5 separate regions of the Mus musculus genome follow, and all the other regions are linked to region 1. A link is a loop called in an ENCODE intact Hi-C map of the cell type or tissue named here. Cell type or tissue: left cerebral cortex. All regions are shown on one strand.

Region 1 (5,000 bases):
TCACTGGGACAAAATGGCTGCTGGATCAACTTGAAAGGAGAAGTTTGCTTAGCTCATACTCTCAGAGGTACGAGTCCCCTGCCAGCTGGCGCCATAGTCTCTGGGATGCAGTGAGGCAGAGAGTTGCAAGATGAGGAGGTGACTTAGTCAGGGTTTCTATTCCTGCACAAACATCATGACCAAGAAGCAAGTTGGGGAGGAAAGGGTTTATTTGGCTTACACTTCCACATTGCTGTTCATCACTAAAGGAAGTCAGGTCTGGAACTCAAGCAGGTCAGGAAGCAGGAGCTGATGCAGAGGCCGGGGAGGGGTGTTACTGGCTTGCTTCCCCTGGCTTGCTCAGATTGCTCTCTTCTAGAACCCAAGACTACCAGCCCAGGGACGGCACCACCCACAATGGGCCTTCCCCCCCCCCCCCCCCGCCTTGGTCACTTATTGAGAAAATGCCTTATAGCTGGATCTCATGGAGGCACTTCCTCAAGGGAGGCTCCTTTCTCTGCGCTAACTCCAGCGTGTGTCAGTTGACATGCAACATCAGACAGCACATGAGAGAGCAGAGCTGCTCGTCTGGGCAAAGGGAACCATCGAACACGCACACACAACTGAAAAAGACAAAGGAAAGGGTGCAGATAAACTGTCTTTAACGCACAGTAGCAGAAGTTTCCCAACTGTGTCTAAGACGCCAATCTTTTAAGCCAAGAAATCCAATAAAATAGGGCCAGTGAGGTGACTTGGAGCACAAAGGTGCCTGACGGCCCAAGCTGCATCCCAGAAATGCACGATGGGAAGAAGAACTGACTCTCTAAAGCTGTCCTTTGACTTCCACACACGTGTGACCTCACAAGCATCAGACACACATATATACATCAATCATAGGTGAAATTTAAGATCAGAGAAATTCAATAAAATGAAAGGTAATGGGAAAACACAAAGCACACAGTGGCGAAGCCACTATGTACCACCGTTAAAAGCAGGGACAAGGGTGTTTCCCATGGACGGCAGAAACAAAAGTCACAGTTCATTTGTCCACAGGAACAATGGGGCAGGGAGACAATGAGACCAGCCATCTTTAAATCTCAGCCCAGACATCTGTACCCAGACACAATGCCTTTAAAATCAAGGGTCAAATGAAAAATGTTTTCATAAACATGAGGACAGAGAATCCACTATCTGAATTCCCACACTGGAAGGAAAGATAAAATTCTTTCCACCAAAGGAGAAATGAGAGACACCGCTCAGAGAGCTAAGCGGTGGGCAAGCAGTGACTGACTGATTTTCCCCTTAAATTCTTGAAAAGCCAGTTGACAAATAGAAAGCAAAAAAAAAAAAAAAAAAAAAAAAAAAAAAAAAAAAAAAAAAAAAAAAAGGAAGTACAAAATAGAAAGGCATCTTTTGCAACTCAGAGGGAAGGAGAGGGAGAGGTTGCAAGCATTGACAGCCTGGGGCTATTTGTATGGCAAAATGAGATACACTCAACTTCTGGCCAGACACCAAATAACGACTTTAGAGAGGGCTTAAGCCTTGGCCTGACCCAGTCCCTGGCTCTGCTGCCAATGTTCAGGAAGGCATAAAGGAGAGGCGGGTGTAGAGAATGCTATCGGCACCATCCAGCCTGGAGGGAGGATATGAGTCGGAGGCGCCAGGCTTCCCTGCAGATAATGGCTGAGCGAGGAAAGAAATCAGAGAAGAGTTTACAGGGTGGAGAAAACTGAAAAGACATGTCAGATTTTCAAAAATCACGCAGGACTAAGCTGCAGTGTCCAGGAATTCACATTTAAATGATAAAACCAGGCCTGTAGATACATCAGGCATCAGGCTGATGCTTGCTTGCATGAGTGAAGGGAGCGGCTGGTGCAGGGCTCATTCCTGGATGAGCAAGCTCTCTTTCTCGAATCCATGTTTGCCGGAGAAAAATGTGTTAACCACACATTTGCTTTATGTGATTTTTTTTTCTGTATGCATTTTATTCTACAGTATGGTATTTTTAAAATAACCCGATACTTTTAAAGCATGAATAACAATTCAGTATGATTTTTTTGGTTTCTTGTCCGGTTGCTATAATTACCTTCTTTGTTGAGGGGGAGGGCTTGTTTATGCTCACGGTTCAAGACACTGTCCAGCATGGCAGGAAGATCCAGGCAGGTGCCTGAAGCAGCTTCTCAGAACGCAGCTACCGCTGCTGCAAATACTTTTTATTTACACAGTTCAGGAACCCAGCCACGGAACAGTGCCACCTACAGGGTGGGAATCTTCTTACCTCCATCACCATCCTTAAGACAATCCTCTGAGAGGCATGCCCAGAAGCCAGGCTCCCAGGTTTAAACTCCCTCAAGTTGACAACACTTACTACCACAGGGGTTCTGACACACACAGAATAAGAGGACTGTAACGGGACATGGTGAAGAAATAGACAGGGCTAGAGAAAGGATTGCCCTAAGGACCACAGCTTGACCCCTCAGATTCCTGCAGGCAACTTGTCACAAGAGCTTCCCCTCTCCACAATAAGACTTCAAACTTCAAGTTCTGAAGGGTCCAGAGGGCCTCACCTTGTCCTGGCATGGCGCTTCATGTTCTTTAGACTCATGGTGGCCTCGATTCACCAGACTTCAGAGAAGATGTGGAAGGGTCCACTGTGTCTATGTAACTCACCTGTGGGTCCCATAGCAAAGCTCAAGGATGTCTGTAGAAAACCAAGAAGTCTCCAGCATGCTATAAATTAAAAATCACTTTATTCTGAACGAAACACACACACACACACACACACACACACACACACACACACACACACACATGAAGGCATGACAGAGCTATTAGCAGCAACACACAAAGACATTGAATGGTGTGACTGTGTCTATACCAAGGCAGAGAAGAAAGACTGATCAGGCAGAGTCATGATACAGATGTGGAGGACCCAAAGCTGAAAATTCCCCAGCTGGAAACCACCATATCCATGAAAGCAGAAAAGAGCAGAGCAAACCACAAACAAATTTATTAGCAGGATGAATAGAAGCCAAAATGAACCATAGCATTAAATTAAGTATTATTGATAATTAACATTTATCTTCATTTTATTTAGTATGCTTATACATATGTGTGTGAGTCCATGTGTGTGCATGTGTATATGCACATACATGTATATGTGCACAATCTCATACATGTGCATGTACATGTGTGTGTGCGTGCGTGTGCGTGTGCGTGTGCGTGTGCGTGTGTGTGTGTGTGTGTGTGTGTGTGTACATGCCATGGTATATGCTGGGTGCTCAGAGGACAACTCTGCAATGTGAAGTCTCTCCTTCCACTATGATACCGGTTCTCAAGCTGTGGACCAAGACCCCTTTGAGGGGATGAATGAGGCTTTCTCAAGGGTCCCCTAAGACCATTAGAAAACACAGATATCAGAAAACATTATGATTCACAACAATAGCAAAATTACAGCTATAAAGTAGCAACAGAAATCATTTTATAATTGTGGGGCCACCACAACATGAGGAACTGTATTAAAGGGGTCTCAGTATCAGGAAGGTTGAGAACCACTGTAATATGGCTTCCAGGGATCAAATTTAGGTCACCAGGTCTGCAGGGCATGTACTTTCACACCCTGAGTCATTTTTACCAGTCCTAGTTACTTTTAATTTAAATCTTATTCACATCTCAAAGAAAGAAAGGATAAAGGCTCAGAATGCTACACACTGCTTACAGGAACCATGTGGGATAGCAGAACCTTAAGGGACAATCTCCCAGACTCAACATTCCACCAAGAAAAGTCTGTTACAGAAACAATATCAGATGAAGTGGCTTCCAAACAGAGAATAGTGCCAGGTACTTAAAAATGAGTTTTAAAGGGATAAAGGATCATCTTATGAGGAAACCTTGGCAATCCTGGATGTCTCTGCATCTAACAAAAACCACAGTGTGTGAAGCAAACATCCCCAAAAACAAAAGGAGGGGGGTCCCATGGAAAACTCTCCTCCCATTGCTCTCAGAACACGTGGAGGGATCGCAAGGATGCAGAAGAGACATGATTGACACGTGTCATTTACACAACACATTCTTTTGGCATGCATGTGGGACAGTCACATTATAGACTACCTTCTGGACTACTTACACCTGACCTTGACATGGTCACCCGTGATGGCTTGAACGCAAGTGCCTGGAACCTTTGGGCTCAGAGGATAGCATTGAGAGGTGGGGCCTCGAAAGCAGCCAGAGCAGTGGTTCTCAACTTTCCTGATGCTGCAACCCTTTAATATAGCTCTTCATGTTGTGATGACACCCCCAACCATGAAATTATTGTCATTGCTATTTCATAACTAATTTTGCTATTGCTATAAATCATAACATCTGATATGCAGGATATTTAATATGTGACTCCTGTGACAGGATCATTTAAGCCCCAAAAGAGTTTTGAGACACAGGCTTGGTTGGGTGTGTCACAGGAGCAACAACAAACCAGAGACTTGCCAGAGTGCTGGGTCCATTAGAAACACACACCTTAAGATTACAGAGCAGTGTTATACCCAGAATGGCTCATTACTGTTTGGATACTTATGTGTGTGTGATCACATGAGGATGTGCACACACACAAAAGTGTGCAAAGAGATCAGGGGTCAACCTTGAGCTGTTCTTTTAGGAACTTTACAGCTTGGCTTTTGAAACAGAATCTGTCACTGGGATTGGGGCCTCTCACTCTCCTGGGAATGGTCTTGTGCCTTCCACTACATGAGGCTACTGACTCTCTCCTCAGGAAGATGCGGTCTCTGCTGACATGGACCTTACAACCTCCAGATGTGAGAGATGGTTTGCTTAGGCACTACCCAGTCTCAGGTGGTTTGTTCTACCTGCACCAGTGGACAAAGATGTGATACATGGTGCGTTCGGTAACTGCAATAAACTTAAATCAGAAATCAATAGCAATATGATCCCCAGAAAGGCCCTAAATGCTTTAAATACAAACAACATATTGGTAAATAACTCACGCATCAAAGAAGAAATCCAGAGAG
Region 2 (5,000 bases), 120 kb before region 1:
GGCCAGGTGCTGGTCTCCTCAACTCATGTGGCACCATTATGCTGGAAGCTTGCCTCAGTTAACTCTGAGAGGGAGGGAAGCAATGGATGGAGGTCAGGCTTTCTGGTGAGGCTCCCCCTCCCATCTCTGGAACTCTTTCCTAGAGCTGAACCCAAGCCCAGAATGGCAGAGAAGGACTCAGGCTTCAGACATGTCCTGGGAGTGCCTCAGAGTCAAGGCTTGCATCCTATTGAACTTGTGTTGTATCTATCCCCATCCTGGTCACCAATAGCTGCTGGATAACATGTGGAAGCCCTTTTCTGGCAGTTGTCCCCAAATTTACAACTGTTGATTTGACTTTTACATTTGTTCCCAGAAGGCCTGAAGCCTTCAGCCTCTACCAGCTCTTAGTCCTGGGAGCTTCCTATCCTGATGGCACCTGGTATGTAAGGAGGTCTCCCCCAGGGACTTACTCTCATACTAAGGACACAGACTTCCTGTGTCTGGTAACAAAGTTCACACTCATCCTGTGCTCAGACCCAAGTGGCCTAGACCTAGCCTACACACACTTACAGTGTCTCAGATCTGATGTCCCCATGTTACCTCTGATTTTTCCAGAGGTGAACGGCTATGTCCCAGATGCCTCCTGGCACTGGAAACGGGGAAGCACACACCCTACCACACCCACGCTCACCTGAAGGTATTCCTGAATGGGAAGACAAAGCCAGACCCAACTGATTCTGCTGTAACCAACTCCAGCCCCCTTCTATTATGAGGGCAGTCAGTGAAAGCATGGTGTGGACAGGACTGGGGACCTACCCTGGATGGCAGTGGTGTTGAGACTCTCTGGGCATGTAGCCAGCTGGCCCTTAGCCAGGTGTAGGGATGGTGGGGAAGACCATCCAGGCAGACCACAGACCCCATAGAAGATTACAGAGAGCTATTAGGCAGCTCTCAGACTCTCAGCCAGAGCTTGGGTGTTCAATCTGGAGGACTATACTTCTTGTGGTGGGCAACTTTGAGAATAGGGGAAATCTGGCCAAAGATATTAATGCTACCTGCTGGTCCCACAGTGTCCTTGAGAAATGAGGGAAAGCTGTGTGCATTCTGCGGGGGCCCCTGGTGTGGGGCTAATAGCAGACCTGAGCCACAGAACCAGGTCCAGACTTTGCCAATAGCAGTAGTTAGGTCTACCCTGAAGGCTATGATCTTTCCTGTCCTATAAGCACCTTACCAGATCAAGGGAAAACAGAGTATTTGTTAGTGAGGTCAGTGGGTTGGGTGTTGAGTACTCACTCCAGCCTGGACTTTGGCAAGGGTAATGGCTTTGACACAGGAGCTGCCTCAGGCCTGCTAGTTGGAGTAAGTTTGGAAAGGAGAGAGGCTTTGGCTACCACTCAGCACCCATCCTGGGCATGGCAAAGGAAGCCAATGTCATGCTGAGCTGGGCACTGGCTCTGACCTTTGGGTGCCAGAGATGGGCTTGAAGGCACATAGCCTTCTGCTGGCTTGCTCCCCAGCCCGGGTCTCCTGCCTCCAGACACTCTGCTTGCTGCTGGTAGATTCTGTCCAGGGCTGGACCTCACTCTGCAGGGAGGATGCCCTTTGTGAACAGAAGAGCCCTTCAGAGACCGAAGGGCTGTCCTTTCCTCTCCTCTCCTCCAGGTGACATGTCTTGTCTGGGGAGCAGTGTGGATGGCTCTAGCTCCAGGGAAGAGCCGCTTAAGATGTACCCTGGCACTAGGCTCTCTAATTCCCTCTCTGAGGCAGGCTGAGATGGAAGAGCAGGTGTTTCCAATTAAATGAAGCCCTTCAATCTCTCCCTGGGCTGTGACTCGGTGTGGGACTCTGTAGACTCATTCATTGGCTGTGAACTCTGCTCCTCCACCCGCTCCATGTGGGGCATCCCCAGGCAGGCTGGCACTTCTGCTGAAGTTGCATATTCCCATCTTGCCAAGGCACTCCTGGGCTTTCCTCACCCCAAGTCCTCAACCTGAGCTCCCCAGCTGGTCCACTTCTGCGTGCCAAGGACACCGGGTGAGTCTGGACAGCCAGGCTTGCCTAGGTCACGGTCACCCCAAAAGGGTTGAGATGCAAATGAGTCTGGCTCTCGGCTCTCATGTGGGCTGATGTTTTATGGCTGCATCTGGCCCAGGGAAGGGTTTGAAGGAGGGAGGCAGCAACGGGGCTCCGTACAGCACAGGGAGCCGCCTGGCATATTTACAACCCTTGCAGGCTTGGTTTCCCGGCTCAGCTGTCAAGCCCGTCAGAATTAGCACCTTCTGCAGTAAGAAGTGGGAAAAAAAGGTGCATGGAACCAAGGGCTTCACCTGGTGCCTGCCAGAGCTGCAGGTGCCTTCAGGGGAGGCACCTGAGTTCATTTTTTCAGGAGTAGGAGGAAGGTCATCCAGAGAGTGATGTGGCTTGCACAGCTCACCTGGCCTGAGGGTGCCAGCTAGCTACGGAAACATAATTGTGTGTGGACTGGGTAAAATGTTCCACTACCTCAGTGGGCAGTCTAATGGGCAGTCAAGGTATCATCTTGAGGTTGACATTTATGTGAAGGGCTGGATGGATGGGAATATTTGGGCAACACAGAGTTCTGCACTTCACAAGGCTGAACGCCCAGCGCTCTGGAAAGCTGAGTCTGCATTGCTGTGTGTGGGTGGAGTGGAATAGAAGCCATATACAGAGGATGCCCCACACATGGCCATGTAAGATAAAGGTTCCTTCCTGTGACTCCTCTGCCAAGTGCTCATCACCGGGTGGGTGAGCAGAGGCTCCGAGGGCTTCATGAGTGTCAATCCACACATTCAACTAATCACACGTTTCCCAGAGGTTGACTGAGCCTAAGTGAGCTTCAAGCACCACTGGGAGAGGGGACACATGAGAGAGGGAGAGAGAGGGGGAGGAGGAGGGGACAGAGAGACCATTAGAGACAGAGAGAGACAGAGAGACACAGAGACAATTAGAGACAGAGAAAGAGAGACACAGAGGCAGAAAGACAGAGATAGACAGAGACAAAGACAGAGACAGGTTGAGACAGAGAGGCAGACAGAGAGACAGAGACACACAGAGAGAGACAGAGGCACAGAGACACAAATAGAGATAGAGTCAGAGAGACAGGCATAGAGACAGAGAGACAGGCATAGAGACAGAGACAGAGAGACAGAGCGAGTGCACCCTGCTCCACCATCCTGAGTGGAGGAGGGGGGGGGGAGCTCCAGCTGGAGAGTCAGACTTAGGTAAGACCATCCTCCCTTGGGCATCTGGGGAAGAGAGGTGGTAGGACACTGAAGGTGTGTGCCACAGCACAGAAGGCAAGCAGGGGGCCGAACCACATTACAGTTCTGAAGGCTTTGAGTGATGGGATCAACCTTGGGCTTTTTGCAGGAGCTGTAGATTGGCAGGGGAGGGGCACAGGGAGGGAGGGCATCAGGGCTCTGGCTTTCTCTGAGGCTGGGAGAGGGGAGGGGCAGCACAGGGGACTGCTACTCTGAATGCAGAGCACCAACCTTGAGAGGAATTAGTGGGGGTAGGGTGGGGCTTACAAAGGGCCGTGTATGTTAAGAGAGGACCTTTGATTTAATTCTTAGATTTTGCTCTATTAAGCAAACAGGACTTCCCTGAGGCAGCTGAACATATGTCAGGTGACCCTAAGAAGTCTGGCTGACAAAGATCACCTAGCCTGCTCTGGCTGGCCTGGTTAGCCCAGGCTGCACAGAGGACCTCTGGGAAGGGAGAGGGGAGGGGGCAAAGGGACCACTGGGAAGGGAGAGGAGCCTTTTTGAGCACTGAAGGGTTGGGTGAACTGGGATACTGCAGGGCTGATGTACCAAAATGAGCCAATCTGTGAACAGGGAGTTGGGGGAGGGGGACAAGGATGCAGGCAGAGTGGGTAGATGTGCCCAGACCAGGCCTACTTCCCAGGGCTTCTTAAAGATCATGGACTGGAGACAAAGGAATGATCCCTGGGGACCAGAGTCTGAAGCTTGGAGCCGACTAAGGCTCTGTAGGTAGAGTGGGAGTCAGAGTCACATGTTAAAACTTAGGAAAGTCCCAGAAGAGTATAGGAAACAACTGTGCCCAACAGTCTCCACCCCTCACCTCTGCCCAGAGTCCCTGCCCGGCCCATTCAAACAGGGTCCCCGAGGACACACGCATGAGATTGAACATAGCCATGCAGAATTCCCCACATGCCCTTGTCACATGTGAGATGCAGTGAAAGTCACTAAGGAATTGTTCCTTCAGTCTAGTATCCCCACAGGACCCAGCAAACCTCCCCTTGCTGACACCATAGCTTGTGAGGTTCAGTGTGGTCTGCCTGGTGCCCACGGATAACCAGCCACACTTTGGTTGTCTCCCCACCCTCTGCCCATCCTCCATGTGTCATTCTAAGCCACGGCCATCATGGTGTACTGACTAGACATAGACCATGTGTGCTCAAGGCTCCAGGTTAAAGCGTCCAGAGTCCATCTTTGCCCTGCGCCATCACAGTGCCAAGAAACATGGTTGTAGGCTCTCCCAGCAAAGGCTCCTGCCCCTGCCTGCCACTTCCCAGGAGTCCCTCAGGACACAGCAGGAGAGCTAGCAACTCCTGCATCACAGCCTGTTGACAGCCCCCGCAGGCTCTCGGGAGGGACTGCAAAAGGGGCGCCATTTAGCACCATAGATGCTAGGAGCATATGCTGTGCTATTTCTGTTTTTCAATAAAAATCAACATTAAAAATTTTTTTAACAAAGCACCAGGCACCATGGAGAGCAATTAACATCACATTATGGACCAAATGGTGGCTTCACAGAGGTATGCAGGGGCAGCTGCCTCGAATTGCTGCATGACCCTCCTTCATTTTCATGACCGGCCACGTGCTGTGCCCTGTGCTTGCCAGACCTTTCTGCTGCTGCCAGAGCTTGGGGGGGGGGGGGGCAGGTAGGACTTCCCACTGCAGAACACATTAGAGTTGTCTTTTGGATCTTTCATCCCCCAAAGCAGTATTTTTGTACTGGGCTTGGTAAGTGTC
Region 3 (5,000 bases), 350 kb before region 1:
GCATGTGTATGTATATATACATGTGTGTATATGTGTGTGTATATATGTGTATGTATATGTATACACACACACACACACACACATGGATGTACATATATGTGTATGTGTGTGGGTATGCCTGTACACATGTGTGTAGGTCTGTGTGTGTGTGTGATGAGTGAACAGCAGTATCTCCTCTTCTTGGGGTCAAGTCTGTAGAAACACAAGCTATTGCGTCCTTCCTTCCCATTCTGCCCTGAAGAAGCTGACACGGAAGTAGGCAGCAGTCCATCCCTGTCTGTCCAGCTGTCCATTTGCCGGCTCACGCCATGTTGTGACCCTTGCCCATCTTTATCTCTGGTCCTCATGAGCAGTTTCTGTCCCCTCCTCTCCTGGCAATTTTCCCTCCTCCTATCACACTGAGGGCAGCAACAGCCCAGGACCCACCCTAAGTCCCCCTTAGCCTGCTCTTGGAGATGATACCCCTAGGCCCTATCATGGCCACCCCAGGATGCACCCTCCAAGATGGTGTGTTGCTGCCCTGGAAGGTGAAGAAGCCAGGCGCCTGCGGGCTGGGTGGCCTCTGGCTCCCCCATGTCTTCCAGGACTGAACTGACCTGGAGTTGTGGGACATGGCTGATGAGGGCTTATCAATTGAGCTGCGGCTGTGGGACCTGTCAGAATGCTGCCCATTCATGTTGAGATCCAGAGCAGGCCACCCACAGGTCCCAGTTGCAGCTCTATCCTTACCAACAGGCTAGCGCTGTCCTGGCTGGCCCTGACCTCACCCTGAGGTCATAATGGCTCCAGTGTCCACAGCACCCTTCTAGAGACAGTGCTGTGGTGCCAGCACTGTTCTGAGGATGGTAGGCTGGGGATATGTGCTTGGGTCTACACATGCATTGAGGATGTGTGTCCCCAGTCAGGCTGCTTCATGTCTATCTCTTGGTTCCTCACACCTCTGGCATTCTCTGTGACTTGTGTATGAGTGGACCATCTGTAATAGGAGTCCAGGACCCTGTGGTGACAGAAGAGCCTAGGCTGGGGCTGTGACTGCTCTTGAGGGCTCCAGCTGAACACATGAGATGCTATGCTATCCTATCTGGGTGCTATTGCACAGACATGCCTGGCAAACATCCCCACATAGACACAGCTCCTGGATTGAGGCCAGCTGAGGCTCTAAGTAGAGGGTGGGGCAAAGTGTCCCACACCAAACTCAGCCTTTCCATTTACTGATCTTACGGCTCCGTGTCATTCATTCAACCTCTCTGGGCCTTAGTCTCCACTCCTGTGAAATGGGAGCATATCTACCAAGCTGCTGGGTCGCTCTGAGACTTGATGAGAGGGTAAGAGTACACCAGTATAGTGTCTGGGCAGGGTAGGGGCTTCTTGGTTCTGGTGCCGAATGGTGGCCACCATCCCAGTCTAATAGTCTGAGAGATGTGAACAATGCCAGTCCTGGCTGATGGTGCTGAGTGTCACAGTGCTTACTTAGCCTTGGGCATTCCTGGGACCCAGCTTCACCCACAAAGTGTGGGAGGCAAAGGAGGAAGCCCAGCCTCAGGGTGGGGCAGGGCAGCTGGGGAGGTTGGGCTGAGGACCCGGGAAGTACTGAGGGACAGCGTGTGCAGACACCATGAGGGTTTGAGGTTTGCTCGTATGGAACTGTGAAGACAAGTCTCAGCTGGGGCTGGGGCACCTGTGGAAGATGGAAGAGCCAGCTAGGTGTGACCCATCAGGTGTCTAGGGTCACCGCAGAACTGAATCCAACCCTGACATCCTATGAGACTGCATGGACGACATCTGCAAAGGCCACTCGTCTGGGGGAAGGCTGGAGGCTGTGGGCCTGGCTCTTCACAGCTGAGGCCCTGGTGACCGAGGACTGATCACCTTGGCTCCAGAGTCTGCTATAAGCAGCTTTGACCTTGATCTGCAGCCCCCATGACTGCTCTAGCTCAGTTTCCCTGCCTAGGAGGAAAGGCAGAGCTGGTAACCAAGTGAATGAGGCCCAAGGGCTGTCCCCATGCAAGGACACTCTAAGAAGGTACTGTCTGCAGCCAGAAAGAGTCCCGTAGCTGACTTAGAGCTGGTTCACACCTTGATCTGGTCGGTCCAGACTTCCCGATACCCATGAGCCCTCAGGCCATGTGTTCTGTCTGAGAGGCAGAGTTGAAACCCTAGGTTCGTTTAGGGAGGCCGACACCTCCTTATCTATCCGTTCACGAGGCAGGTCACAGCAGAGCTGGTTCTGTGACTTCTGAGTGTGGTGACTCCTAGGGCCCTGGTAACCATTTTTGCCTAGGGCCCTTGACCAAGGGTATGTGGGAGCCAGCCCAGTAGGCTCTGATTCCTGAAATTTTAGGAATTTTGTGTGTTGGTTGCTAAATAAAGCCACAGGAAGCTTAAACAGATTATCTCAAGTCTTCATACGTATTCCTTCCTGGGTCTGTAGCTATGTCATTGTCCTTATACGAAGACTATTTCTTTCTTTCTTTTTTCCATTTTTTATTAGGTATTTAGCTCATTTACATTTCCAATGCTATACCAAAAGTCCCCCATATCCACCCACCCCCACTCCCCTGCCCACCCACTCCCCCTTTTTGGCCCTGGTGTTCCCCTGTACTGGGGCATATAAAGTTTGCAAGTCCAATGGGCCTCTCTTTCCAGTGATGGCCGACTAGGCCATCTACGAAGACTATTTCTTAGCTGTACACCATACCTGTGTGGGCGGGAAACTGTAATGGTGACTTTGTACGAGTGGCAAGCACCCATGGTATGCAGGAGAACCTGAATTCAGCAGTGATCCTGGCTATGCCGTGCTTGTGTTGGTCTGCTTGTGAGCACCACCAAATATCTGCCAGACATAGGTGCCCTGTCAAGTGGGGGCCACTTCTTCATGCCTCTCAAGGTCAGATGTGCCCACTGTTCTGTTCTGGAATAAAATTCAGAGAGGACCATACATTGGTCACACTGCTGTTTAGGGCAGAAACAGGATGCAAACTCAGGCCACTAAACAAGTCCGGTGTGGGAACGAGGCTATCTGGTGGCACCCTCTTTTTCCAGGGTGCTAGTCTTTCAATCTTGCCTCAATGTGTCACCTGTCTGGCTCCCCCCATGCAGCCAGTAGGTGGCGCTGTGGTCACAGACAGGACTGTGATCAGAGGGCTGCGGTTTGGAGTGGGGGCGGGATGAGGAGGAGATGGGAGGGCGGGGACTCCACTGAGCCTGCCACTCTGTCCTGGAGCCTCTGAAGTGAGATGCTTCTATAGCACCTCCCTCTATCCTAGGACCAGCAGTGGGGTGGAGTCCAGCATCTCACCTCCTCAGGGTAGATGTGGGTGGTTTTCTCTTGGGCTTCACTACCAAACCCTTGCATACTGGCTCCCCTAGGAGAGGAGCCTGACCCACTTCAGGGGAGCCCCTGGCTGTTCTCAGCTCTCAGTGTCCAGTGATGCAGGTTTTTTCTTTTTTCTTTTTCTTTTTTTTTTGCAACTCGGGAACCCTGGAATTTGCCCCCTTCCTAAGGAAACAGTGCACCTTCCTAGCTCTTCCTGGTCTCTGGGAAGCCAGGCTTGGTTTCTGAGTTCTAGGGTGGCAGACCCATGAACTGTGCTGGGCCCAGTGGGTGAAGGACAGAGGAGCTGCATTGTTGACGGAGGAGCCAGGCATGGGTCTGTGCCCCTCTGGAGACATTCATGTCAGGCTGGGAATTAACTGCAAGACTTTTATAAGGAAACCTAGGGGACAGGAGAAATGACATTGTCCTCCCTGGCCATGAAACCAAAAGCCCAGGGGAAGAAGGTGGAGAAGACAGTGTTCAAGCAAAAAAACTTCAGCAAAGCGAGGAAATAGTGAAACGGAAGGCAGCCCTCCCCTTTGCCCAGCACACACCCCAGCCAGGGGAAGATACTGACAATCACTTCTCTATGATAAGGAGTTACAGCCAAACAGTAAAAGAAAACGCTCAAGTCATCAACAGAGAAACCCCGATGAAAGCAGGGCAGGAGTTGGGTGACGTCATCCAGAGTGGACAGACATCTGACCGGCAGATTCACGCACAGGTGACTCCATCACTAGAAACCTAGGCTGTGCGGTCAGAGCCACCCATGGCAAGCTGTCCGTTCTTACCTGTCAGGACAGACTACTGAAAAGCAAGACTCAGGGGTGTCGGGGGAGGGGAATGCTCCTGCCTGGTGGGTGAAGTGTGACAGGGTTGCAGCCAGTGAAGAAAACAGTTCGGAGGTTCCTCAGAAAATTAAAAATAGCGCTGCCATAAGATCTCGTAATCACCCTTCTGGGCACACATCCAAAGCCATCAAGATTAGAATCTCAGGATGTGTCTCTCACGCCTTGTCCACAGTCACCTCCACAAGGCCAGGGTGTGGGAGCGGCCTGTTTCTATCTATGACCGAATGGATGGAGGTATGTGATGAGGCACCCAGGGGATACCATCCAGCCTTTAATAAGAAGGAAAGCTGATGTCTTGCATGTGTGGCTGCCTCCAAAGACATTGTATTAAGTGAAAAGAGCCACCATGGCAGGCAATATGGCTGATCTCATTCCTATCACACAGTTGACTCCCAGTCACCGGGAATGGTGGCTGGCCAGGTCAGTGAAGGATGAGGGCTACTGGTCCAAGACTTTGGGAGATGGGCAGAGTGGCACATTGATGTGGCGGTGAGGGTGTAAGCTGATGTGCATGGGACATAGAACTAAAGCTCTGTTGGGGTGGGTGTTGTGGGTAGCCAGGAACCAGCATTCTCTAAGACTTAGGGAGGTCAGGGGACCAACAACTTGGCTGTGGCTGTTTGGGGACTGTAAGGGACTTTAGCCCTTTTACTATGACTGAATGGAATTGAAAGGGAGTGGTCTTAGTATGGGCTGCCTAGAGCAAGACATGCTCCATCCCAGGATGCATGAGGCCACAGAAGTCAAGGGAGGGACTGATTCAGACAGGTGACTTCCCTTGAAGGCTCTGTGGGATCAGAGGTACAGAGCAGACCAGAAGGACAAGATGGCAC
Region 4 (5,000 bases), 180 kb before region 1:
TTCCTGGGCTCTGGTTCCATTAGGCAGGGTACTTAGACCCCCCTGTCCTCCATGTGAATCTAGGAACTCACCTGAGTTCCAAACAGAAGAACATGGATTCGTGGTTACAGCTTGTTACCATGCATGTAAGAGCTCCTGAGCTGTCTTCCTGTGGCTGTGACTTCACTAATGGCTGAGACCCCTTACATCTGGTCCCCAGCCTGTAACACTGGCATGTCTTCATTCTCCCAGGCTAATCTGCTTAACTGCTGTGGGGATACAGCAGAGTAAAGGGTACGGTGGCTCTGCCCCAATTCCCAATAATCTATGTATCAATGGCAAAAATGGACTTGATTCCAGGTGTGGGACTCTCCAGGGCATCCCTTCCTATCCCACTAATGTTGATGGTATCTTCTGGGACGCTGGGGTCCTGGGACCCATGTGAGTCCCTCTTCCGGGACCTGAGTGCTGGGAAGTGTCTCACAAACATCTCTTCCCCCGATGAAGCTGAAAGCTGACCCCCCCAAGCTGCCCTGGAGGTCCCCACTGACCCTTAGAGACCCCTAGAGCAGCACAGTTCTCCATCCCAGATGTGCCTGGCCAGCTGTGTGTCCATATGCTCATGCTGTCTCACTGGATTTATTTCTCATGCCTTCTCTCCCACAGAGCCACAGCCCAGGGAACAACCACATCTGCTTAGAACATAAGCTCTCACCCCTTCTACCTTCCACTTGGGAGTCTTTACAGCCCCCTTGCCCTTCCAGCCTCCTCCTCCCCACCCCCAGATGGGAGTTTCTGCTCCCCTGAGGTTTCCTGTCTCCTCCAGGGCCTTTTGAGTGACACACCCTCCAATCCAATCCTGGGTCAGGTTCACCCACCGGACTCAGGGTGGAGAGGCAAGGTTAGTTTTAAGCGTTGTCTGGTAGGGTTCCGTGCCTCTCCCACATCCTGATATTGTGGTGTCCTTGACCTTGTTCACAGATGTTATCCACAGGTTACCCCTCATCCATTTGGGGCTCTGCTCTGATCATCATGTCTGCCACCCCAGGCTTGTTCTCTGTCAACGAGCAGAAGCCTAGAGATGCCCTTGGTTGTCTGGTCTGTGGGAAGCCATTTAGAAGGAGATAAAGAATTGGGAATATTGTGAATACCCCTTGGAAGAAAGGGAGGCAGACTGCTGTGGCAATGTGCTATACCTGGCTATGGAGCCATAGAGAATGGCACTCTAGCTATCTCGTGTCACCCCTGCATGCTGTGGTCTCTCTCAGCCTAGTTCCCCATGAGAGAGCCAGAGATGCCTCAGGGCATAGAGAGAGGTACACAGATACCCGATCTTTCAGAGCTGATACATGATGCCTACTCCGATTACCAGCACACGCACCCTTGATGTTAGTCTCACGGTATAGTGCCAGAGACCTAGTTCTCCAAAGGAACAGCTGGTAGGCCCAGGTCCACATGATATGTCAAGAGGAATCACTTCAAGTCTAGATCCTAACTCTGTGTCCTTGGCCTTTGGTAGCTCTACATATGGGGTGGGAGAGAGTGAGTAGTTCAGGAGTTGATGGGGCTGGATGGGGCCTACGTTCAGACAGCAAGGACCAGACCCTCTTTGACACCTGCTTTGCTCCTGAACTCTCCTGCATCTCCCCAGGGATGAACCATTGCAGAGAGCCCCCCTTTTTTCAGCCTGGAGATTGGCACATCTGGATTCTGTTCCTGCTTGTCCACAGATGCAAGCAGGCAGAGCCACAAACATAGGAGCTCACATCAAAGGATCCTGGTCCCAGGAGATGGCAGGGGCCATACCTGTTCACACAAGGGGCATCCTTTTGTCTTTGGTGTTGTGTGACCTTTTCTGTCACTGATGGGACTCAGAGGCAACAGGGAGGGGCTCTGTCCATCCATCACATGCAAGGAGGCTGGTACAGGCAAAGGCATTCGGATGGTCTGTGAGGCCATCCTCGGATTGGCCCTTATGTTCTAGTACCTACCATGAGGTGGAGTGGGAGTGGTGTGGTGGTGTATCGAGAAGTCTCCCGGCCTTCAAATCACACAGCTTGTTCGTGAGGCTCAAGACTGTACCCCAAGTTTACAGTTTTTCCTAATTGGTTCTGGGAGGTTGGGCATGTGTCCTGGTCAGAAGGGTTTGAGTGGCCATAAGCTGCTGACAACAGAGAAGGTGAGTTGATTCTCCCAAGCGTTCCAATGGATGAAAACCAAGTGAGTGCACCTGCCTTTCACCTATCCTTCAGGGTGCTGCCTCTTCCAGCCAGCCACCTCAGCCTCTGCCTGTCCCTGCTCCTTTGCAATACTGTCTCCGGCTCACAGGGGGCGCTGAGGCCCCGCGGCTGACTTTCCAAACCTGCTCAAACCCAGAAAAAAAAAATGCTACTTGTGATATGCAAAGGGCCCGGGCTGTGTGTTTTTCCAATCAATAGAAGCCGCATAGTCCCCCAGTTGTCGCTTCCAAAGTCTTCACACATCTGCATCTGAAGGGCTCCAAATGCAGTCTTTTCCTGTCGGGAGAAAAAGCAGAAGGAGAAAGGGAGATTTTTGCCTGACAGATTAGAAAATTTTCCACTTCCCAGCATTTGAACAAAGTATTTGTGCTTCTTATGCCAATTACCCAGGCTGTGAAAAAGAAGCCAGGAAGGTGCGGGCTCAGCCAGGGGCGCTGGGTAGGATCATTCCTAGGAGGACCTGCAGGTGTCAGTGGGTGGATGGGGCCCCAGGAGCCCCAGCAGGTCCAGAGTGGCCTAGGCCAGCCTTGCCTCCCCTCATATTTGACCTTGGGAATACGATTAAGTGCTGGGGAACTGTGGTTTTGGCAGGGAAACGGCTTACCACGGTATCTTTTCCGGGTACCGGGAAGGTCAAAGCGCTTTATCTACAACACGGGGCGCCTACAGATAAACTGTATTAATAGCTTGGCAGTAATTTTCAGTTTTCAAAGTGTTTTTGAAGTCAGAGACAGTATGATTTCCTACTTGGCTTCTGTAAGAGTAAGCTGCACCCCAGGGGCAGTACAGGGGTGAAGATTCTCAGTGGACACTGGACTGCTGGTAGCTCTGGTCCTGTTCCAAGATGTGCCCATGTCCTTGGCATCCAACTGCCTGATTCATGGTCTATAGAGGTCTGTGCTGGGTCTGGGTGTAAGAAATGGGGGGGGGAAAGCAGGTTGTGGGGCACTGGTCTCTGGGTACATTGAAGAGATTGGTTGAGGACGAATCTCCTCCTGCCTGCAGGGTTGCAAGTAAGTGCCTGGCTGGGTGTAATGCTAGAACTCAGGTCTGCTGGGCTACCCAACACAATATATAGTAGAAACATGTGATCACTCCAAGCAAGATGAGCTTCAGGGTCTGAGTCTTGGAGTTTGCTTCTCTTGGCCTAGATTTTAAGGCACGGCTCTTCTGGAGTTGCTGCCTCCCCTACTCATAGCAGAGCTTTCGGTAATCTGGCCTCTGTTCAGCTCTTTTCTTTCTAGCTTCATCTACATCCAGTCCTCAAGGCTCTACCCTGCCACCTTCTTCCTGGCTCAGCCATCATGGCTTTGTGTATACAAAGCAGTCTCAACCTATCAGCAGCTGCCAGCCCCGCCTCCCCGAACCTCCGCTACCACCATTGTTCCTTCTGGGAACAATAGCTGTCCTCCCCTTTGGACTTCCTGCCCATTTTCCCTCTGATTCGATTTCTGGCTGTACAAGGCTCATTGTTTAGAACAAGGATCAAGGTGGACACTCCCTTGCATTGTTGAGAAACCCGTGGTCTGATGTACCTGGTCCACCTGCCTGCCCCATTGTGTTCATTTCCTCTGTGTGTCTCGATGTGGATGGTCTCATTAGCTATTGCTGGCTGATGGAGTGAGTTGGTGTTTGGGCAGGGTCTTCAGCCAAGAGGGAGGAACCCTCAAATGGAGATTGTGGGCTCTGAGTAGGAAGATTGCAGTGAAGCCGTGCCTTCTGTCAGAACCAGGGGAAGGGCCACACTGAAAGGCTCCAGGATGCTGGCAGGATTCAGTACCTACGTTTCCTGGATCAGGTTGGCCAACAAGGACAATAATCCTGGATCTAGGGTGGGTCCCTGCTCTAAGCAGTGTACTGAGGGCATGCCTCCTCAAGGTGCATTTGTGTGTGATGCCCCAAGTAGGAGGGGGTGGGAGTAAACAGGGCAGGAAGCTGGGGGTGCTCAGCATCTATGAGAGGTTCTGTTTTTTTTTTTTTTTTTTTTTTTTTTTGTAGCTTCCTTAGGATCCCTGGGAGGAGCAGGGCTGGGAACAGTAAGTCAAGACAAGGCTGAGGTGGTGGCAGAGGAAACGGGGTGCATGGGGGAACAGATTCTGAGGTGCTCTGATCTCCTGGAGGGATGGATAGCCATGCAATCTCACTCCCCTCAAGTCTTTACACAATGGGCAGAACCACTTCCAACGGGTCCATCAGGGGCAAGGTTGGGTGATAACAGGACACAGATTATCTCAGGCCAACAGTTCTGCGCCCTTTCACACAGAAGACCTTGGCATGTTCAGGTGCAATTCTTGTTCTTTGTGAGCCCAAGCCCTGCTTTGAGTGACATTCAGTAGAATGCAGCTTTCAGGGTGATAAAGTGAACCCCAGGACTCCCTCTTAGCATTCAAAATCCCTTTGGAAGTCCCAGGTTTGCCTGCCCTCACTTCCCTGCCCTGCTTATCACTGTACCCAAAGCTCTCCTCACCAGTGCAGTGCCCGGGCTCACACAGTATCTGAGGAGTCTCCTCAAACCACTGTCTTTCACGGTGACTCGTGGTGTGGCAGTCAGGCCCAGGAGCTGAGGTACTCAAAGAGACTCGAGAACTCACATTCATGTGTGGCGTCTGTACAAAGCACCAGCACGCTATCCTTGGTCTCGAGTCTCCCAAGCTGTGAAGAGAGGACACAGATGTCGGCTCGTCACCGGATTCACAGCAGAGCAGACAAGACACATGTATGGAGAATGCTCTGGCTTCATCTCCTGCTGTCAGCAAACCTCACTCTTCCGGTGACTATCCT
Region 5 (5,000 bases), 330 kb after region 1:
AATCCATAAGGTCAGACAGTTGTCCCAGGACTTGGGGCAGAAAGACCTGGCTTCTCTTGAGTCTTGCACAGAGAAGGCAGAGGGCATTATCCATGCAAGACTGCACAGGATCCTTGGGCCATGCGGGATCAGCTCCTGAGGGCCAGGGTCACAAAAAGCTAGAGCCCTGGGATGGGAGGAGGGCTTTTTGCTCACTTCCCTGTTTAGGGATCACTCACACAGCTGGCCCAGTCTCCCAAGGGGGTGTCCCACGATGCTGGGCATTAACCAAAAGGGCAGTCACAGTTCCCAGACTCTGGAGGTGAGTGGGGCCAGGGAGTCTGGGTTGGGTTAGAAGAGCTAGTGGACTGAGGCCAATGGCTGTAGATATGTCTGCTGCTTAGAGGGACAGGCAAAAGGGTATAGCTCTGCAGTCTGTACTGAGTCACTAGAGGGCAGGCGTATCAGGGAGGCTGCAGAATCTGACCTGGCTGGTGGGTGGACTGAGACAGAAGAATCTGTGAAACACCCCGGGGCCACATAAGGAGACCAGTGAGGCTTCCTAGAAGGAGAGCCTCGGATTTCAGAATCTCTGATGTACAGGAAGGTTTCGTGTACCAACCAGAGCCCTGTGGGTATCTGAAGCATCTCCCTGGCCCCACCCCCACTTGGACCAGAGAACCCATGTGCTCACTTGGGTCTGTCATAGATCACACGGGGTGGTTGGGAGGCATCACTGCTGTTGTTTGCAGATGAAGCAGATAAAGCACAGATAAAGTGAGAAATACTCCTGAACTCACAGGGCCGGAAGACAGAGAAGCTAGGACACAGCCCAGCCGGCTGTAGGACTCAGGAAGGTATCGTACCCTTACCTGGTGGTCTGGATGGGAAAGGGAAAGAGAGTTGGGGATGCTCCTGCTCAGCCACCTGAAATCACAGGGTTGATAGAGATAAGGACAAATGTCAGGCACTCTACCCTGCAGCCTGTGAGGAGGGGGTATGGTAGCCCCAGCCCCAGCCAGAACACCAGTCTAGTACAGCAGGCACCAGCTATGTGACACAGGAGCCTTTTTACATTTAAATGAACTTAATGACAGAAAAAATGAATTTCTATCCTCGGGCCACAAGTGACATTTCCAGTTTCTAGCCACTGTGGCGTGTGGGGCAAGCCAGACAGAGTGGACACCAGGCTCTGCCACCATCACAGTAGGACTGTTTAAGATGCTTCCCTTGATGCTGGGACCCAAAGGCCAAGCCTTCTCTGCCCTTCGTCACCTTGGGATCTAAGGAGGGAAATTTGGGGGAAAGGGGGACATGGGAAAGAGGGCTACAAAGGCCAGACTCCTTTCTCCACACATCTGGCCCAGAGCCCTGGGATGGTGGTTGTGAGGTGATCACCTCTAGGGAACTGCTTGCCCTGAGTAGGGATGGTATCCACAAAGTACCCTTGAGGCCCCAGTCTGTCTGTGCGGTAGATTGGTGGTACCAGAGATGATGAAGGAATTCTGAGGTGCATCACAAAAACAGAGTGGTTGGGCAAATGCTCCTGGAACCCCTTGATTGTCTTGGCTGCCATTAGCCCTGGATGGCCTCAAGGCATAGAACCTGGAAGGTCTATCACCATCTTTCTCTGGACCCAGGCATGAACAGAGTCCCTTGAGCAGCGAGACCAAGGAGGTTGCAAAATATGGCTTGGCTGATGGCTGGGCTGAGGCAGAGGTATCTGTGAAACACCGGGGGCCACATAAGGAGGCCAATGAGGCTTCCTAGGAGAGTCTCAGAATTCAGAGCCTCGTTGACGAGGGAGCTAAGGCAAACCTGCTCTTAGCATCAGTTCCTCCAACATTCCATCTTGGCATTTTCACAGTGCAGTGGTATTAGAGGGGAGCTAGGTGAGAGTTAGGGTATTGGTGGAGGGCGGGGCGGAGCTGGCGGAGGGGAGGGCCTTGCATCTGCTGAGTTTTAGAATGGAAGCACTCTGCCCTAACTGCAAAGCTTACTGGAGGTGTTATTATTGCTCCAGTGCATAATGAGATCATTATAGAATCATGGCTCAGGCCGACTAGCGTCAGAGTTTAGGTTGGAGTAGAGTTTCTGGTTGGTGAGTTCAATGTCATGGCTGAGTTTAACTGTGGCCATATTCTGTTTTCTGACGCTAAGAAGGCACCAAGCTAAGAGTCTCATTCTCTCTGGTTTTATGAGACTCGTGGTTGGGATCCAGCCACTTGGGGCTTGCTCAGTAGATCACTCAAGGCTTCTCAGCAAGGACCGTATACTTGAAAGGAAACAGATTTGGGTATAGAATGGTGCCTGGTGGATCTAGGCTAGTGTGGGTATTGGGAGAAAAGCTACTGGCTGTAAACTACAGCTATTGGTGGCAAACACCCTGGCTTAAAGTTGTAGGATCCTGAAACAATTTGGCTGGAGGAATTGTTTCAAGTTACTTGTGTCTGGTGGAGGGGGCTCACAGGGGGACCAGGACAACTGAGGCTGTGGTTGACTTGGCATGTGGCTGCTTCAGGGTGGCATTCCCTGCCTCTGACATTGCTCTCGTCTGCAAAGATAGAAGGGGATCCCATTGAGGTCTTACCTTGCACCGTCTGGACTCTGAATCAGAAACTTGGGTGAGGGAAAATTGCAGAGAGCAGCAGTCAGAGGGGCAAGAATGAGTTCCCACACAGGGAGAGGAACGGTTAGCCCCTTATCCTCAGAAGGATATCCCCTTTTTGCCCTGATATCCCAGGCCAAGCAGGTCTCAGCCTTGCCCCAAGAGCCTCCAGGTCAGATCCCCAGATCCCTGCCAGGGATTTCTGCTGTCTTCTCTTATCAGCAAGAAACAAGTGTGGAAAGTGCTTGGATCCTGACTCAGCCTCGCTGCTGCTCAGCTGTCTCTTGGCCTGATATCAGAGGCCCCCTGGTGACCACAGGCTGTTACTGCAGCTAAAAAAGGCCAAAGCAGGGCTAACTAAACTCCAGGGGCTGGAAGATTCAGAGGCCCAGCAGGAGCAGATGAGGGTCGTGAGAGGTCTCCTGGGAGGTATGCCGCCTCCTTTCTGGGATTTCAAATACCTTGGGAAGAATGGCATTTCTCAAGAAGCCTAAGTGAACAGGGTACTGACGAATAGGATGGTCTGGGCTTTAGTGTGGTCCTGCTCTCGGTCCCTCAGGACACCCTTGCAAGGTGAGGCCTTGCAGGAGTAACTGGTATGCAGAGTACCACGTTCAGTGCCTGGGTATCTAATTGGCTTGAGGTGCTTCCCAACACACACACACACACACACACACACACACACACACACACAGAGAGAGAGAGAGAGAGAGAGAGAGGTGTAGGTTGACTGTGATGTTGATGGAACTGATAAGATGTTTTAGTGGGAGTTACAGGACAGCAGTGTGGGTCCTGACACCTGGCAGGGAGAGTGCTGACAGTGGCTGTGAGTTTGTATTGTTGTTGACAGTGGCCTCCGAAGAGAGATGCAAACATCCGGACCCCATGTGTCCTTGGGTAGCAATGGTACTGCCACTGGTCTGCTAAAGTGTGCAAAGTAGTGGGCCCTGTACAAAAGGTTTTGAGTTCAGGGCAAATCACAAATTGTGAAACAGGAGCAAGGGGTCTGATGCAGAAGCATCTTGGTGGAAAAGAACACAAGGCAACTTTTCTGAGGCCAGGGTTTCCAGGACTCTTGTTGTCAGCCTAGACCTAGAGTGTCAAATCTTTTGACATTGAAACATGGCATTGTGGCCTACATATGTGTTGGGTCACATCCATTGTTGTCCTGGGATGTATGGGTGAACATACCTTATAGAGAGAGGCACCCCTTTGGGTCCCTAACAGAGGAGGAACCAGGGATCTTATGATGGAAGACAAAGCAACTGAGGTCTCTCTCCACCCATGGATGGAAACTGGCAGGCAGGGACACTTTAAAACCCACCCCCCTTTGACTCTGTCCCTGGCGGGCTCCCCTCCTCTCAGCATCACAGGACAGAAAGTCTAGACCGGTCAGGCCCAAATGAAGTGGTTCAGTGCCCCACCCCTGCTCTCCCTGGAAGGGCCCCAGTCCCTGCCTCTGACTCCATCTCTTTACCCATCACTCATCCAACCCACCCACCCACTCATCCACCTATGCATGCATCATCCTTCCATCTGCGTGGCCCACCCATCTATGTAGCCCTCCCCATGGTGCCACCCACCAAATCCACTTTCTTCCAGTCCTGCTCACCCTCACCCGCCTCCGCAATTCCACCGACCCTGACCCTGATGGCTACCTGTCCATCCATCAACCCTCCCGACAGCCTCTACCTACATTCACCTGCCTCCACCACCCACACACCTATTGGTCTGTGCACAGCCCTTAACTCCTCTTCTCCAACCATCCGTTTGTTGGTCCACCACTTGTCACCCAGATGCAGCCACTCCCCTGCTCCTGGAGGAGAGCACAGTCCCAACTCTTGGCTTTCCTGCTGCGTGGGGCAGGAGTCGGCTGTCTTAGGTGCGCTCGCCTGAGCGTCGCACTCCTTCTCCGTGATCCCGCTCCCCTCCTCCCAACCCGCCCCCCGCTCGCGCTCCCCCTCTAATGTGTGATCTGGAAGCTCTATAAAGCCTGATGTAATCCGTAATGCAGTCTCTGGCTCCCGATTCGGGATCCAGTTTCAGAGAGCGAGAGATTGGGGAGCGCCGGCAGCCGGGCGGGGGAGCAGCTTGCCTCTCTCCTCCTCCTTCTCCGCGTCCTCGGCCTCCTCCTCCTTCTGCCCGCGCCGCCCCGCCCCCGGCTCCGCTCCGCTCCCCCCCCCCCGCCCCCAGGAAGGGAAAAAAGGCGAGAAGAGCCGGGCAGGCGAGAGGACCGGAGCGGCGGCGCGGCCGGAGAGGGAGCGGCGGGCGCAGGCGGTGGTGGCGGCGGCGGCGGCGGGCGCGGCGTTGGCGGCGGCCCCGGCAGAGCGAGCTGAGCGGGCGAGCCGGCGGCACAGGCGTCCGCGCCGCGTCCTGGCCAGCCTCCGGGCCCGCGCGCCCAGCACAGCCCGCA

The links. Hi-C counts contacts between places; a loop is a spot of excess contacts. Peaks named below come from ENCODE experiments on the same cell type or tissue, not always from the same donor. Only the 100,000 strongest peaks of a DNase experiment are listed, where the experiment ranks them.
Region 2: a loop joins it to region 1, with 2.2 times the contacts of the local background. A loop is called at or near these places in 2 of 42 quality-filtered maps.
Region 3: it touches region 1 in a loop (2.4-fold over the local background); 3 of 42 quality-filtered maps call a loop at or near these places.
Region 4: a loop joins it to region 1, with 10 times the contacts of the local background. A loop is called at or near these places in 6 of 42 quality-filtered maps.
Region 5: a loop joins it to region 1, with 3 times the contacts of the local background. A loop is called at or near these places in 4 of 42 quality-filtered maps.

What each region holds. Positions count from the first base shown.
Region 1 is chr15:74,177,946-74,182,945 of GRCm38, forward strand. No RefSeq gene overlaps it. Among named protein-coding and RNA genes, the nearest start is that of Gm32918, 24 kb to the right of the region's middle. In left cerebral cortex, a CTCF peak has its summit at 2,241 (motif pointing left); DNase peaks (open chromatin) are centred at 1,599, 1,837 and 2,217.
Region 2 is chr15:74,053,972-74,058,971 of GRCm38, forward strand. No RefSeq gene overlaps it. Among named protein-coding and RNA genes, the nearest start is that of Gm32405, 56 kb to the left of the region's middle. In left cerebral cortex, no CTCF peak of the experiment used is centred here; DNase peaks (open chromatin) are centred at 1,932, 2,163, 2,650 and 4,609.
Region 3 is chr15:73,830,288-73,835,287 of GRCm38, forward strand. All of the region lies in intron 1 of Mroh5 (maestro heat-like repeat family member 5), which reads right to left. It overlaps Gm6569 (predicted gene 6569), which reads left to right and starts at 2,823. Exons shown (of 4, transcript NM_001374241.1): 1 at 2,823-4,040. In left cerebral cortex, a CTCF peak has its summit at 3,089 (motif pointing right); DNase peaks (open chromatin) are centred at 3,127 and 4,218.
Region 4 is chr15:73,995,074-74,000,073 of GRCm38, forward strand. Gm32405 (a long non-coding RNA gene) reads right to left here and starts at 4,937. Exons shown (of 3, transcript XR_384173.3): 1 at 4,687-4,937; 2 at 1-2,495. In left cerebral cortex, CTCF peaks have their summits at 2,296 and 2,495; DNase peaks (open chromatin) are centred at 2,332, 3,580 and 4,823; H3K27ac peaks cover 672 bases.
Region 5 is chr15:74,511,611-74,516,610 of GRCm38, forward strand. It overlaps Adgrb1 (adhesion G protein-coupled receptor B1), which reads left to right and starts at 4,586. Exons shown (of 31, transcript NM_174991.3): 1 at 4,586-5,000. In left cerebral cortex, CTCF peaks have their summits at 427 (motif pointing right) and 2,894; DNase peaks (open chromatin) are centred at 2,890, 4,173 and 4,626; H3K4me3 peaks cover 928 bases; H3K27ac peaks cover 1,014 bases.